Linked DNA regions of Homo sapiens: region 1 is linked to region 2. A link is a contact called in ENCODE Hi-C or POLR2A ChIA-PET data. All regions are on one chromosome and are shown on one strand. Each heading gives the region's core, a stretch centred on a gene start or an enhancer-like site at or near the end of the contact. The rest is flanking DNA. Distances are from core to core; before and after follow the strand shown.

Region 1 (2,700 bases), core at 201-2,700, 140 kb after region 2:
AAGTATTCTTAGTATTTTAAAACAAATCCCAGCCATGACATCATCTTACCCGTTAATTAAATGGCACTAATTAAATGGTGCTTGAAATATTACAAACATCTATGTTCGACCATACCACCTAGAGTTCTGGGCAAGAAGGTTGGGACCCACAGGTCAAGCCTAGCCCCTTAGTTTTACCATGAAGATAACTCAGGCCGTCGGAGAAAGTGGCCTGCCCAACGCAGGTGCTAGAGCGCGAACCAAGAGAAGTCGATCCTCCTGGTCTCCCCGGCTGCCTGGTGAGTGGCAGACCACAGGCTAGACTTCCCAGGCCCCGGCCCTGGAAGGGGCGGGGAACCCTCCCCCTCACTGCCAGCTGGAAGAATCCGAGCGGTCCCCGCACGCACTTCTGGAAGTGCAAGCCGGTAGCGCGGCGGGCCAGGGATACAGCCAAGTCCCGGGACGTGCCAGCTGCGGTAACTGAAGCCGGGTCCCGGGCGGGCGGGGGTACCAGGGACAGGAGTAGCCTTGGAAAGAGGAGAGGGCCTCCTCCCACGACCGTCCGGATCACCGCCTCTCCGCCGGCACCCCCGGGGCCCATGCCGCGAACAGGCCGGCGAGGCTGGCAAGGTGCCCGGGCCCGGGGCGGAAAGCAGGAAGTCGATCCCGCGGGCGCGGCCCAGGGTGCGGCGCTGCAGATGCAGCACGGGGTCGCGGGGCGGGCGCCCAGTGCACCGGAGGAGGTGAGCGCCAGGTCGCCTTCGCGGCCCGGGGACACAGGCAGGGACGCGGGAGCTGATGCGGCTGGACCGGCCGGGGAAACAGTATTTTCTGGAAGGGGTAAGAGATGCTGTCTTGAGCCTTTGGAATCTCGGATCCGGGCCGCCCAGAGGACCTCGACAGGAGCACAGGGAGGACAAACTGAAGTCCGAGAGAGGCGGCGTGGCCTCCGGCCTCGGGGAGCGCTGCCGGGGGTCTCGGGCTTGGGAGAGGGCCTGGGGGCGGTGAAAATGGGGGGAAAGGAGGGGACCACAACATTGTTATGGAAGAGTGAGCTCGGATTGGCAGAGGGACGCGGGGCTGCAACGCGAGTCTCCGGAGGTGGAGGGGTCCAGGCTGATGTAGCGCCGCCCGGGTCCTGGGTCGGGGTTCCGGGAAGTGGACCTGCGAGCCAAGCCTAGCCAAGTCGGGGGACGGAGGCTCCGGGGCGGACGGAGCTGAGGGTGGGCAGGCGAGGTTGATGGAGCCCTTCCAGGAAGCAGGGCGAGGCTCAAGCACCCAGAAAAACCTGTGGCTGCCGAGGTCCCCCGCCAGCAGCGGGCAGCGGAGCGCAGGGGCGGGGCTGGGGACTGGCGAACTCCGCCTCTCTGGGGCTGTCGCTTTAAGGGCAAGGCGGGGCGTGCGGGCCCTTTAAGGCCACGTGGGGGCGTGTCAGGAAGTGAGTCCAGGGCCCGCCTCCCGGGGAGTCGGCCTCGGATGTCCGGAGGCTCCTGGGCTGAGCCGGCGACAGAGCCCGGGAAGGCAGCGAGACGTGGGCGCCGGCCCAGCCCCCTCCCGCGTCCTTCAGCCCCAAGCCCCGAGCCCCTCTGACCCTTCCGCAGCCCTCCCTCCAGCCGCGCCCGGCCTCCGGCAGCTCCCTGTACGCCTCCCTCCCCCTGCCCGCCCCTCCCTCCCACAGCCGCCCATGACGCCCTCTCGGCACCTCTTCCCACTCTGCCACGCGTCCTTTTCCTGCACCTTCGCCCCGCGTACCTACTCCTGCCCCGCCCTGCCATTCCTCTCCCCTCCCTTCTCTCTGCGACCCCTCCCTGTTAGGCCCCAGCCTCTTCTCCCCTCACAGGTCTTCTCTGTCCTGGCCTCACCGCCTTATCCTATTCCTCTCCCTTGCCCTGTGTCTTGTCTCAGAGCCCCCTCGGGGTGGGAGTAGGTTGTGGAGCAGCACAACTGGGCTCACCCCAAAGCAGAACTTCTCAATCCATGAGGACAATGGGGAGGCCTTTAGGCCAGCCCACATGTGACAATGGAGGGCTGCGGCTTCCTTGCGGAGAGCACAAGTGAGCTCACTGCCCTGGACTCCAGGGAATCAGAGTTCTGGCCGCGGGGTGACCCAGCTCCTCTGCTACCATGAATAGGGCCCCTCTGAAGCGGTCCAGGATCCTGCACATGGCGCTGACCGGGGCCTCAGACCCCTCTGCAGAGGCAGAGGCCAACGGGGAGAAGCCCTTTCTGCTGCGGGCATTGCAGATCGCGCTGGTGGTCTCCCTCTACTGGGTCACCTCCATCTCCATGGTGTTCCTTAATAAGTACCTGCTGGACAGCCCCTCCCTGCGGCTGGACACCCCCATCTTCGTCACCTTCTACCAGTGCCTGGTGACCACGCTGCTGTGCAAAGGCCTCAGCGCTCTGGCCGCCTGCTGCCCTGGTGCCGTGGACTTCCCCAGCTTGCGCCTGGACCTCAGGGTGGCCCGCAGCGTCCTGCCCCTGTCGGTGGTCTTCATCGGCATGATCACCTTCAATAACCTCTGCCTCAAGTACGTCGGTGTGGCCTTCTACAATGTGGGCCGCTCACTCACCACCGTCTTCAACGTGCTGCTCTCCTACCTGCTGCTCAAGCAGACCACCTCCTTCTATGCCCTGCTCACCTGCGGTATCATCATCGGTGAGTGGCAGCTGGGGCCACGGGGGATAGAGTGGTCATGGGGACTGAAGCAGTGAAGAACA
Region 2 (3,000 bases), core at 206-2,705:
TGCCCCCAGCTCCTCCCACCCCTCCAGAAGTTGCTGGACTGAATTTCTGTCCTTGACTGGACAGCCACCTCCCCTGCCCCAGCCTCCAGCTCCCTGTCAATGGCCGGCCCAAGCCCGTCTTCAGGCACCTGGACCCTAGGAGTGGCCCTTCCTAGGGAGTCCGCTGCCGAAGAGCAGTTTTAAGTCCACCAAGAGGAAGCCGGCCCCAGAGCTGAGGAAGGCAGTCCTGTGAAAGGGCAGGCCCGGGGTGGGGGAGGGGGCACACCTGAAATCAGGCCAAGGTGCCACTCCAGGACGACCCCCGGGTCTTACCTTCCTCAGGCAGCCTGGCCTTTTAACGCCCAGCATCCCAGCTAGGGTTACTCTGGGCTGTTACCGCGAAAGCCAGCACTGGGTCCCTGGAGCCTGGGAGGGGCTGATCCCCGGGTCCTACCCAGAGAAGAGCGGGAGGGTTGTTCCGGCTTTCCGTGGTGGGCTCTGCACCATCCGGCGGCTCCGGCCCCACAGGGGCCCAGCTCATCGCAGCGGTCTGGGTGCGGAGGCCGGGCCAGGGCTGGGAGCAGGAAGCAGGGAGCGGCGCCCCCGCCTCCGGGTGCAGCTGGGTTTGGAAAGTTGGTGCGGGCGCGGGGACCTCAGGGTCTCAAGGCGCCTCCGCAGACCCGAGCCAGGCGGGTCGTGGGACGGTGAGCCCGGAGCAGCCCCTGAGTGCGCTCCGCAGCGGAGGGGAGCCAAGCGCCTCGGGGGCCACCGCGCGTCTCAAGTTTGCTGCCCTCCTCGAATGGGGGCAGGGAGGGCTGAGGTGATCGCGGCGCTCACCGGCCACCAGCCCCGGCAGCCCCTTCCTGCGCCCAACACGCCGCCGTTCCTCGCCGCCGCCACCCCTCCGCTCACCGCCGGTAGCTGCTGTCCCCGAGCGGAGGGGCGTCTCCCACCGCGCCCGCGCCCCTCCCGGCTGCTGCGGCGGAGTGTCCGCTCCCGCCCGCCCCGGAGCCCGCGGGGCCCGGCCAATACCTGGTCGGGGACGCGCCGGGAGCAGCTGCAGCGCCCAGCGCCGGCTCCATCCTCGGGTCTGGAGTCAGGGTCGCCGGGGACCCGCGGGTGGCGGCGGCGGCAGCAGCCGCGGCGGCATCCTCCGCCTCCCGCGCCCTCCTCCTCGGCCTCCCTCCTCCCTCCTCTTCCTCCGACTCCGCGCGCGCCTCACGGGCCCCTCTTCATGGCCCGGGGGCGCGAGCCCGGGGCGGCTCGAGCAGCTGAGTGCGTTCTCTCCGGCCGGACGCGGGACCCGGGGCCGGGGCTCAGGGACCCGAGAGATGCCGGGACAGGGGCCGGGACCCGGAGCGCCGCAGCCCCGGGCGCCGGAGGAGAGCAGCAGCCGCAGGCACCAGAGCCTCTCGGAGCGCCCGCCCGCGTCCCCGAGCCAAGAGCAGCGGCGGCAGCGGCGGCTACAGCTCCGAGCGAGCGGCAGGCGCTGCGGTCCCGGCTCCACCCCCGAGCCGCCCGCCCCTTCTCCTCCCCACCCCTTCGGCGCGCGCCTTCCCGCCCCCCGCGCCGCCCCAGCCGCGAGCGCCCTGGACACCCACTCCGCAGCCAGGCTCCGGAGCCCGCCCCCACCCACCCGCCGGGGGCAGCCACGCCCACCACCCGGACTTCGGGCGGCCGGCGGGCAAGGGCACCGGCTGTCTCTGGCACCTCTCCGCGTAGCCTCCCTTCCCCTTACCCCCGAGGGCGCTGCTGGCCGGGCCGCCAAAGCCTTTCGCCCCCCCAGCGCCCCTCGCCGCGGAAGTCCTGCTGGAGTCCCAGCCTGGCCCCTGGCCCAGCTGTCCTTTACCTCTTGCCCAGCCAGCGGCACAGAGGGACTTCAGAACCCAGAACTGAAGCCAACCATCTCTGTGTGCAATACCCTGACACACACCCCTAGCCTTTCCTCCTTCCCCGCCCCTCTGCTTCTCAAGTGTGGGGATGAATCATTTGTCCCCGCTGCAGTTGTCCCTCTTGGGCAGGGTCAGGGGGTGTCTTAATGGGACCTTAGAGTGGGTTTGCTGGCTGACCGTCTTCTAGGCCGCTCCTCCACACTGCCCACCTTCTTCCTACCAGACTGCCCCTGGCTTTCTAGGTGGCAATCTGGAGCCACCACTGCTTTTATGGATGAGGGATGGGGACAGAGCTGGCCAGCCGAGCACCTTGGGCCTGTATCCTCTGCACAAATATTGACTGAGCATCTTCCACAGGCCTGGCCTTCATGGGCACCAGGGACTGGTTGATGAACCTCTCAGAGTGGAGTGGAGGAGAAGCAGGGTGCATGAGCAGAGCAATATCATGTGATCAGTGGCCCCTGGGCTGGAGAGGACGGCCAGGAGTCCCAGCTCTGCCACCACATCTGACATGACTGAGGCTGCCCACCCCAGTGGCCTGTTTCCTCATCTGGAGACTAGGAAGGTGCTTTGTCTGGCTGAACCTCTGATGCTCCTCAGTTCTGACCAAATGGTTATTTCTGAAGCAGAGGAACAGTCAGCCTTCATCTCCACCTGGAATCTCTGATTCCCGACTATAGCTCTCCATCACTCCTGGACTGGGGCGCAGAGAGCAGTGGATGGCTTGAAAACTCCAGGCATTCTGGGAAAGCCTCGTCCCCGATGTATGGGCAAGCAGCTGCTGCCTCCATCCCACACAGTGAAGCACAGCAGAATGGTTAGCACAGCAGTTTCCTGGGTCAGAGGAACCTGCTGTGTGTTTGCTGGGTGACTTTGTGTGAGTGATCAGCCTCTCTGCGGCTCAGTTTCCTCATCCAGAAGACAGAGGTACTGATCCTCACCCTGTAGGGGTGTTGTGAACACTGGATGGTAATGTGTGTAGAGCATTCAGCAGTGTCTGGCAAGGGGGTGAGTACTTAATAATTGCACATTGTTGCGTTCAGGGTAGCCAGGAACAAACATTCACTCACTCGCCAAGAGGAGAACATGACAGCTGCACTTCCCTGGAGGACTGGGCTCTCGGGTCATC

What was found. A loop is a pair of places that touch in the nucleus more often than their neighbours do. ChIA-PET counts read pairs that join two places held with the same protein, here RNA polymerase II (POLR2A). Pooled maps may share reads with other maps.
Region 1: a loop to region 2 is called in a map of endothelial cell of umbilical vein, with 4 times the contacts of the local background. The contact joins the promoter of SLC35C1 here to the promoter of CHST1 in region 2. A Hi-C loop is called at or near these places in 1 of 168 maps with a recorded cell type or tissue (endothelial cell of umbilical vein) and 5 of 50 pooled maps. POLR2A ChIA-PET finds 5 or more read pairs at or near these places in 1 of 52 experiments (H1).

Annotation. Positions count from the first base shown.
Region 1 is chr11:45,803,699-45,806,398 of GRCh38, forward strand. SLC35C1 (solute carrier family 35 member C1) reads left to right here and starts at 1,451. Exons shown (of 2, transcript NM_018389.5): 1 at 1,451-2,638. The coding sequence starts at 2,104. RefSeq lists an enhancer at 246-405 and silencers at 576-745, 1,476-1,705.
Region 2 is chr11:45,664,167-45,667,166 of GRCh38, forward strand. It overlaps CHST1 (carbohydrate sulfotransferase 1), which reads right to left and starts at 1,456. Exons shown (of 4, transcript NM_003654.6): 1 at 1,012-1,456.